Regions from separate parts of the Mus musculus genome. Here region 1 is linked to region 2. The links are chromatin loops, found by intact Hi-C in ENCODE. Cell type or tissue: heart. All regions are shown on one strand.

Region 1 (5,000 bases), 150 kb before region 2:
ACGGAGCGGCCCTCCTGTGCACTCCGCGTGGTCCAAGCGGCGCACAGAAGCGGCGAGACGAGCCGATCTGCCCGGAGGCTGCGCGATGGGCAGCTGCGCTGCGCCCAGGCCGCCCGGGGCCCATCGGTGGCGGCTCGGGGAGGGAACACCACGGGAGGTGACAAGGGGCTCGCCAGCCACTCTGCCCTCGCCACAAATAGTTTCTCGGTTAGGGAATTCGCCGACATGGCCAGGCAGGGAACAGACAGTTCCAACTTTTTTCCCCCAAGTGGCTCCTGCAGCATTTCTGAGGCCCTTTCCCCTGGGACCAGGCAGGCCAAGTAGGGAAACATTTGCTGGAAGGAATCTGGGGGGGAACCCGAGCCCGAAGCAGGCCTTGCTCCTGTCCCAGGGCCAGCGCGGTGGGTGTGCCGGGCTAGGCGGGCTCCCGGGCGCCCGCAGATGTGTGTGCCCTTGTCTCGCACACCGTGTGTCTGCACCCTTTTGTGGCACGGCGCAGAGGCTGTGGGTGTGGATGTTTATGTGCGTGCACTGACAAACGCCCAGTCTGTGTGCTTCCCTTCACAAGAGCCGCCGAGCCTGCGCGCGTGCGTGCGGGGCAGGACACGGCCTGTGTCTTTCAGCTCTGTTGGAGTCTATTTCTGGGCTTGTGAGTCTTTGTTTGTCTCTGTGCGAGAAAGTGAGGGCAATAGGGGAAATATTTCCGAAAAGGGGACATGGACTGGACTCATGAGAACAGGAGGAGTACATTGTGAGGAATGGCGCGGATCCAGGGTGGGTACTTGGGTGGGTAGGAGGAAAGGGTGAGGCAAGCAGGGCTTGATGGCTTTGGCGCGGAGACCCAGAGAGCTCGGGATTGGTGAAGTCCGCCCCAGAACCGAAGAGAAAGCAGGAGTGTGGGGTAGGAAGACGAGGAAACCCTAAATGGGACAGTGTGGATAGAACTGGCCATCCCTGGAGGGGAGGAAGAACAGAAAGGAGGGGACAAATCCTGAGATCCCTAGGTTGAGCCCAAGCTCCGCCCATTCCACAAGCCACGCCTGTCCCCACCTTCTGAAGGAGGAGTCCGCGGGTTTCAGGACAATCAAGGGTCAGGTTTATGGGCTAGCTGGGGCTGCCGCTGAGAGAGGGACAATGCCTGAGGGAACTTGTGGGAACACATACAATTTGAGCCCTCAAGACCCATTGCACCGAGGGACCCTAACCTTTGGCCCTTCAGAATGTCTTCATGGGTCAGGATAAGGAGCAGAGGAATGCTCTCCCAGTCTATTTGGCCTGTATCTTTGTTTCCTGCAGGTCCTGTTAGTATGCCTAGCTGTCATTGTCCTTTCAGGTGGCCACTGTCACCGTGAAAGACTAGAGAAAACATCTTCTTAGATGCTATGGGGGACAGTATTCCAGGATGGGCAGACTCCAGCAGCAGCAGACAGTAACGGTGGTGGCTGGAAAGATAACCTGCTTAGGGCCAGCAGCTCACCTCCAACACTCCCCCCACCCCACTCATCCCCTGGTCTAAGGCTCTTCAGGCATTTTGCAATGCCTCCACTTGCACTCTCTGCCTGTCCCATCCTTTAAGACCCAGGTCGGACCCTGGTTCCCTGCTTCGCTTACGGGAACCTATTTTGGTCTTATCCAAATGTCCCATATCATTCATTCATCTTGCCCATAAACTGGGCTGGCGGAATGCCTCATGTGCCCTTCACTTCAGGTGTTTTGTGTTTGGTCTCCCAAGGAGGTTGTGACTCCTAAAGGCAGAAATGGCATTGGGCCCACGCTTTCTGCAGCCTGGCTGGGTACAGGGGCTCTGTCTACAACATCAAAACTGAGAACATCTGCAAAGCTTAACAGGCCAATGAACATAGGCCGTTTACCTGAAGATGTGAGTCACTGCAGCTACCCCGACCTCTGCTCCTAGCAGGGACTGGAAATCCCAGTCCTTGGAGGTTCTGGGAGTGGGGTGGACAACTCTAGGCTTTAGGAAAAGCTAGGTGTCCTCAACTTTTAGAGCCACCTCTGAGGAGAAGACAGGAGGCGGCTGTCACCTTAGCTTTGTGGGTGGAACGTCTGAAGGACGGGCACCAGGCCTGGGAGGCCTTGGTGGTGAAGAAAGCTGTGGGAGATGCCAGGACTAGGGGAACGGGGCACACCAGTCAGACCCACAGACAGGTCCTTTTGGAGCTGGCCCTCTGGGGGTATCATTATGCTTCACAAAAACCACACAACTTGGAGCACACATACTGCCACAGGGACAAGGAGCCACATGGATTTGCACATAGAGGCACACTCTGGCCTCCCCACATCCCATACAATGAGAGGCCGTTCACAAGTGAGCAGACACATTAACATGCTCTTCTAGCAGGTCTAGTGGGGGACTTGTGGCCAGGGAGACCTTCTCACAAAGGACAGTAACCCCACCACCTCGGTGCCACCAGGGTGCTGGGCAGTAACACGTCGCCCACAGTGCCCGCGAAGAGCCCGGCCTTCTTCCAACCAGACTGGGCGCAGGCCACACCCGGGTAGGCCGAGAGCGTGTCTGGGGCAAGGGGAGGGCGGCCGCGCTGCGTCCCGGAGCTGGAGTCCCCCCTGTCGTCCCCCCATCTCTCCTTCCCTCGCAGAAGCACCACCAGCACCAAATGGCAAAGCGCCGCTCCCCGCGCAGGGAGCGCTGCGCCGCGGCCTGCGGGACGGACGGGCCGCCTCGCCCCCCACCGTGCGGAGCTAGCGGCCGCAGCCGGTGCACTGGGGGCTCCGGCCGCCGGCCCGCACCGCCCTCCCTCCGCCCGCACGGCTCCCCAGACCGAGCATGCGCGCTGCGGCCTCCCTCCCGGTGAAGGTCAGCCCAGGGCCCAGCTGCAGGACTCCACGGCGGCCAGGGGAGGCGGAGAAGGGAGGAGGGATGCAGGGAAGAGATTTAACTCCTTCTCTGCGGGAAGATGGCCACCCAGACCCAGCCGGAGCCCAAGAGTCTTGTGCTCCCGCCCTCTGTGGAGGTCCCGATTGGGGACAAGGCAGGGGGGAATTGAGGGGGTGGGAAAGGGAGAATGAAGGGCTAGAAGGAAAGAAGGGAAGCTAGCTGGGGAGAGGAAGGGAGGGAGTGGAAGAGGAACAAAGGAGCGAAGAGGGAGAAAGGACATCTTGCCATAGAGACAGACCCCTTTCTCTTGTCAGCTTTCCCTCGCCCCAGCAGTAAAACTTCCCTCAGAGAAAAACAATTACCCTAATTTTATCAGGGGGTGGGGAGTGTGAAGAGAGACCCTTTGGAACTCTAACTGCCAGGTCTCCTGATATTTGTGACCTGGCCTGTCCCTAACCTTTCTCCTTTGGTCACTAAATCCTAGGACATGACAGGGGACCTAGTCTGATGAATAAGCTCCAAGTCCCTTGGGAACTCTGGCTAGAACTTAGGACCAGTCACAGTTTCTAGAAGTAGGAGGAGAGACCTCTGAGACCCCAACATCCTCCACTTCCTTCATCACCTGAGAGACTCAGCTCTAGTCCTGGGGGAATCACTCACAGTGGTCCCTGTGCCTGCGCACCTCCCTATTCGTTTTCAGAATGCATCTGTGCCCAGCACACCGCCTGCTACTGTAAAGGGGGCTGTCTCTCTGTGTGACTTTGCCTTTCTGTGTTAGTTTTGCATGCATGTACACACACACACACACACACTCACACACACACACACACACACACACGGCAAATATGAGCAAACAAACAAAAAACAAAGAAAAAATCGGCCACGGAAACAGTTGTATGACCTTGGAAGAGCTGCTTCTATCTGCCTGTTCCTGCTTCCTCAGGGGTAAAAGAGAGCCTTGGCCCAGGGATCCCAGGACCTTCCCTGCTCAGAGAACCAAGGATTCCACAGACAGAAAAGAACTGAGGCAAACGAGGGAAGGGTTGGCAGGGAGGGGGCAGAGAGACATGGAGACATATCCCCACAGCCAGTGGGTGCTGTTCCCACAGAGGCCTGAACCGCTTGCCAGCCACTCCTCTGTGAAGTCTGCAGGGACACCTGCCTCCCCTCTTTTCCTTAGAGTCACTCTCTGCCCCCTCCCTGCCACACCTCATTTGTACCCTCAACACCACATACCATGCCATGGGGCCCCTGCCATAAGGGAAAGACCTTACCGTGGGGTCCCCAGGGTCCTGCGCCGTGGGCAGGAACATGATAAAGGTTAGCTGATGCACAATCCTCCTTCGCTCTGCCTGCGTGGGTTTGTTCAGTCTAATGGGACGCTCCTTGACACCCCTCCCACCCCCACACACCGCACACACAATGAACTGCAAACATCGGGGAGCTGAGGCTGCTGGTCGCAGGAGGAGCGCAGAGCTGGCCTCTGGGGCTCTGAGCATCCCGCTGGCCTAGAGGGAAGGCAGGGTTTGGATTCACAGCCAGTTTTCTTTCATCCCCCTCAAGGCCTCCATTAATTAGGTGGTCTCTTGGAGCGGGTCACTCCAAATAGCTTAAGGCACTGTAAAAATAAATAAATAAAAAGGGGGAGCCACTGAGACTAGGTGCACATTTCTCTGAGGAAATGGGCGATGTGTGGGGCCATGTTTCTGGGGGGTCTTGAAGGGTGCTAGCTTACTGCAGCCCAGCGGTGGCTCTGCCTGTAGGCAGACTGCACTAATGGTTGAAATCAGGCAGTTCCCTGGGAGAAAAGGATGTGCCATACACAGTCAACCCACCTCCTTCTCCTTGATGGGCACCTTACAGGTCTGGCTAGAGTCTGGGGCTTAGAAATATGAGAAGATTAGAGGGACGATGGCCTGGGCCTGGGTACACAAAGCTGCATGCTTTCTCTCTCCTCTCTCTTCTAGAGCTCAGAGCCCTTTGGTGCGGCAGCCCATCAGTCTCACAGTAGCCTCTGAGGCCTCCCTCTGCCAGCCTCATGGGTCTGATGCTCTAAGGCGAGTCTACCACACCATATCCCAGACTTTCTGCTTGCTATGTCTGCAGATGTTGGTGGAGTCTTCAGTGTTTGTTGCTAGGAAGCCCC
Region 2 (5,000 bases):
CTGGTGTCTGCGTGCTGAAAGGACTGGACTGCAGCTGCTGGTTTGTGCCTGGTATCTGCCTGCCTAGAGGGCTGCTCTGCAGCTGCTGAGTTGTATTTGGTGTTTGTTATGGGACTGAACTGCTGTCCAAAAAGATCAAACTCGTTCCCAAAGAACCATTGCTGAACGGGTCCACCTCCTCCATATCCTAATACCTTTTCTCCTCCATACCTCTGCTGGGTGATGGGCTAGAAGAGAGAGGTGGAACCCTCATTAAAAGTGGGTTGCAAGCCGGGCGTGGTGGAGCACGCCTTTAATCCCAGCATGCGGGAGGCAGAGGCAGGCAGATTTCTGAGTTTGAGGCCAGCCTGGTCTACTGAGTGAGTTCCAGGACAGCCAGGGCTACACAGAGAAACCCTGTCTCAAAAAAAAAAAAAAAAAAAAAGTGGGTTGCAAAAAAGTGTATGGCTATAGGGTCACCCCTGAGTGAGAGTCCTGCTGTCACCCAGTTCTTCTCCCTGCTTCCCTCGAGTACATGGTCACTGACTGACACACACATCATAAAGCGCTTCACTTCACGTTGGGAGCACAGCTCCATGGCTGCATGCAAACTGCCATGCTGCAACAACTGTCCTCTCACAGGTCGCTGGGCTTCTTTAGTTGTGTTTGGTGTTGGCTTTTTTTAGACAGGGCCTCACTCCTGGCTGGCCTGGAACTTGCTATGTAGATCAAGTTGGCCTTGAACTTGCAGTGATCTACCTGCCTCTGCTTAGGGGGGGGGGGGGGCTTGAGTCACCACAGCTGGCTTGCGCTTTCACATATGTAGGGTGCGTGTAACAGATAGGTTTGCATTATTTCACAAAGAACAGGACTTTTGGTTTTCTCCCAAGCTCAAGTCAAATATCCTAATATATGCAAATGTGTTTCAGTGTAGGGGCAATGGGTCTGAATCCTGCTTGCTATGTCATACCAAGCAAGTTACTTAGCTGTCTTAGTCTAACCATCTCATTTGTCCAGGGGTGATAAGAAGCACGGGTGTCTCTGTATAGATCAAGTAAAACTGCATGAATTATATCTACTGAAGAGCCTGGTATAAAGTCAGCGCTCAATAAACACCCATAGTAATGCTATTCACAGTAAGCAAAAGAGTGTGAGACCCTTAGCCAGGGCCAGCTGGATTCTGCCCTCCTCTGATGTGTTAGGGGCTGGAGTGGATGGTTATGGAGGAGAAGGAAGGACAGACAGGGCCCTGTCTTCCTCCAGGAAGGCCTTACTCACTCATGGAAGCAAGCTGGCTGCAACTCTCCCACAAAGGGGTCTGCTCCTGTTCCTGAGCAACACGCAGGGTTGACTCGAAACAGACTCCCTTCCCAAGGGGTCCTTGGCCTAAGCCTCAAGGGGATGGAGGGTCCCTTGGGAGCTGTCAGTTTTCTGAGCTTTAGTGGCTTCTGGTGGAATGCAGTAGAGTCAGCAAGCCCTGGGGACTCATATGGCAGAGGATACGCCTGTGCTCTCTACCCAGAGGCTGCTTAACGTAGCTCTACCTAGAACAATCCTCTACTGTCCTGGGGTGACCCAGGGCCCTGAGTCATTCATCTTTGCCCTCTGCCTAGCCCCTGGTGACAGCATCACCTGTGTGAACGCAGTGATTTTTAATGATATTCTTTTTCTCATTTCCTTCGGTGTAGGGAGGTAGAGGAGGAAATGAGGCAGGAGAGGTGGGAGACACTGGTCAGGGAGGACCAGGGTCTACAGGCAGGGGCAGGGAAATAACCTGAGCCGCCATCTTATCTGGACAACCCCCCTCAAGGAGCCTTTCCTCTCTCAATGGGGAACAACGTTGGCATTCGAGGATGTGGACCCCTTTATCAGAAACCCCACTGCAGGGGTCTCCTCCGGTCTTCCATTCCCGGAAACGTGTTCTCCAGATTTACGCCCAGCCCCAAGGCGGACCGAATGTCTTGGAAAAGATCTGATGACAGGGAAGCTCTATAGAGTTGCTCCGGGAGCCGCGCAAAGGCGGAGGCTGAGTGATATCCTGCAGGGACAGTCGTTGTCTAGTGCCTCAGGACCCTGATAGCTTCTTCCAGGTCTCCATTCCCCGGATTCCAGGGGCATGACTCCGCCCTTCTCTATCACCTGGCCTCTCCCTCCCAAATCAGCCAGGACTCTTCCTCTTAGCCAGCCCCTCCCTTCCCCTGGCCTTCCTCTCCCCCACCCCCAGCTCCCCCACGCCTCTTTCCTCCTGCCCCGCCCCTCTTCTTCTCGCCCCCACCGCTTCCCAGCAAGCAAGCTTCCTCTTCTCCCCCACCCCGCCCTTCACCTTCACCCCCTTTCCCATCCCCATTTTTCATCCTCCTCCCACCCCCACCCCCGCCACCTCGCCCCTCCTCTCGGGCGTGGCCCCCTAGCAGGAGAAAACAGCCTGCCTGCGTCCTGCTCGCGGGCGCCCTCGTGTGGCCTTGGGCCCCGAGGCGGCTGCTGCTCTGGCTAGGCTTTGGCGGGGGAGGGAGTTAGTTGGCTTCCTTGCTCCAGCAGGCTTCCTTCCCCCTGCCGGGTTGGGGCCCGCCAGCCGGTGAGAGGCCTAGAAAGCACTCCGAGGCCCGCCAGCACTCCGCTTTCTGGATATTTATTGCCTCCGTGGGTCGCACGTACGCAGTTGGGACTAGAAGAAGTTGAGCACCCGGCGGAGCGACTGCACGCGTGCGCTGTGGGCCCCCCAGTCGGAGAAGCAGCGGTAGTCTCCTCTCTCCAACACGTACATGCGGCCGCGGTAGTTTGGCTCCTCATAGAGGACCCACCTGAAGGGCAGAGGAAGGGCGAGTCACCCGGAGGGAACCACACGAGGACGCTTCCCCGGCCCCGGCCCCGCCCCCGCCCCTCGGTCCTAGCTCCTCACTACCTTGATTGACGATATCTGATTCGGGCTTGGTGCTGGGGTTCGACAAGATGGGGACTGCCCAGTAATTGACCATCCCATGACAAAAGCGAGAGCGACTGGGGATGCACTATGCCCAGTCACCCACCAAAGGGCCATTTTTGCACAGAGTACCCAGCTCTTGACAGGACGCCTGACACAAACTGGGGACCGTTCCCACTGTGTATCCACTCAGCCAACAGCCGTGGCGGTGCCTGTGCTCTAGTACAAGTGGGCTGTGCTGCCTGCGTTGTACAGAGGATCTGGAGCTGGCAGGACAGGAGGTCTGACAAGAGCGCCCTTGTGTTGGGGGATTTGGGGGGAAGGTGTGTACCAGGCCCCTGTCCTTTACAACCCAGTGGACCAGGGAATCAGGAAGATTAACTGGGAAGATCGGATGGGTGGTCTCTTCCTGGGAACAGGCATAAGGAAAAGGTTCTTAATAAGTATAGAGGTGTAAATGTGGGACCCAGGGAGAGTCGTCGTGTGGACGCTCTCACTTGGGGCTCAGGTTTGGAGGCTGGCCTAAGGGAGCTAGGAAGTCGGGGAGGAGGAGCCGCCAGGCCTGCCTGCACCAGAGGGCTGTCTCTGTCTTTACCTCGGGCTCTCCCCTCCCCCTCTTTCACTAGAGTAGAAAACAGCTTTTCTCTGGGGCAGGACTCCCTCGGGCGTGCTCGGGTGCTCACGGCCTCTTGAGGAGATGGCTGAGATCCAGGTTGTAGTATTACTCTGACCTCTCTTCTCGGGGAACCTCCCTCCCGCGATGTGCCTAGGCAGTTCCTACTCAGTCCCAAACTTCTCAAATTCCCTCCCAGGGAGTGTCCTTGCCTTTCTGCTTGCAGACAGCTCAGCCGAGAGAGAGGGGGAGGGGGAGGGGGAGAGGGAGAAACTAAAGGTCACATAGCTCACTTCCTTTTCCTTAGCCCTTAGCTCTTCCACTCCAAGTCATCGTAGGCCCCTCCCTTCATCATCTTGACCCCTCAACTGGTAAATGGTACAATCTGACAGTAGGGTCAGGGATTGGAAACTAAGGGGTGTGTGTGTGGGGGGGTGTCATGCTAGGGACGAGCAGATCACTTCCTTACAACCACAGCCTTCCACCACATAGCTAGAGTCTCCAAGAGAGTGAGCCAGTCTCTATTCTGTACTGCCCTGAGCCATCTTGGAGCTCTTGTGGACATTCTGAAAGGAAAAGGGACCTGGCTGGTGTGACAGCTAATCCTGCGCATCCTTGCTCACCTAGCTGCAACTCTTAGAGGAAAGCAACAGAGAAGGGGTCTCTGGGGAGGCGGCTCAGCAGATAAGAGCACTGGCTGCTTGTCCAGAGCCAGGTTTGCTTCTCAGCACCCACACTGCAGCTCTCAACTGTCTGTAACTCCAGGTCCAGGAAATTTAATGCCTGCTTCTGACCCCACCGGGCATGCATGTGATGCACAGACATGCATGCAAGTAAGACAAATGTATGGAAATAAAAATCATTTTTAAAATTTAGAGGGGGGGGCGCTCAGTCTGTTGGAGTGTTGGGGGATGTCCCTGCTTTTCCTGACATGCCTCCTAGGACACAGGTATGAGGGACCGTTCACTCCTGAGCTGACATGGAACCCACAAGGAACAACACTCTTGGCACAGGGAGGTGGTTGAGGAGCCCTGCTTTACTGCTGGCCGGATCCCAGAAAGGGCACCAGGGACCCAGGGCATCACCGTTTTCGAAGCTACTTCTGCACAAGACTTATATCACATAAGAGTTAAGGTTATCAAAGATAAGAACACTCTGGATCCATCATCTTGGCCTCAACCTCCTGGCCACTGAGACTGGCTCCTCCCTGGAAAGTGGAGATTATATTCTCTTCCATCCAGTGTCCACTCCTGCCTTCCCTCCCTCAGGCTCCCAGGGTTGCTAGGAGGATTCTGTCTTGGGTCTCCTGACATCTCCCATACAAAAGTATGCCTCTGATCTCATGAGACACAACTTAGCCTGGGAATTTCTCAAGGCAAATTGTTTTGGACTCCTACCCCTGGACTCTCGGGTATCATCTGCTTGGGGGAGGGGGTCAGGTAAGATGGTAGCTAGGGCTCTGCTTTGAGCACATTTTGTCTCCCTTCA

The links. Hi-C counts contacts between places; a loop is a spot of excess contacts. Peaks named below come from ENCODE experiments on the same cell type or tissue, not always from the same donor. Only the 100,000 strongest peaks of a DNase experiment are listed, where the experiment ranks them.
Region 1: a loop joins it to region 2, with 2.4 times the contacts of the local background. A loop is called at or near these places in 1 of 42 quality-filtered maps.

Annotation. Positions count from the first base shown.
Region 1 is chr5:24,602,144-24,607,143 of GRCm38, forward strand. It overlaps a transcript of Smarcd3 not described here. Among named protein-coding and RNA genes, the nearest start is that of Smarcd3, 2.6 kb to the left of the region's middle. In heart, a CTCF peak has its summit at 2,869; DNase peaks (open chromatin) are centred at 218, 1,038, 1,758, 2,838 and 3 weaker places; H3K4me3 peaks cover 4,255 bases; H3K27ac peaks cover 4,850 bases; H3K27me3 peaks cover 417 bases.
Region 2 is chr5:24,748,410-24,753,409 of GRCm38, forward strand. Crygn (crystallin, gamma N) reads right to left here. Exons shown (of 4, transcript NM_153076.3): 4 at 2,593-2,780. The coding sequence ends at 2,645. Among named protein-coding and RNA genes, the nearest start is that of Gm33591, 6.1 kb to the right of the region's middle. In heart, a CTCF peak has its summit at 2,468 (motif pointing left); DNase peaks (open chromatin) are centred at 1,502, 2,452, 3,062 and 3,572; H3K4me3 peaks cover 3,025 bases; H3K27ac peaks cover 3,825 bases.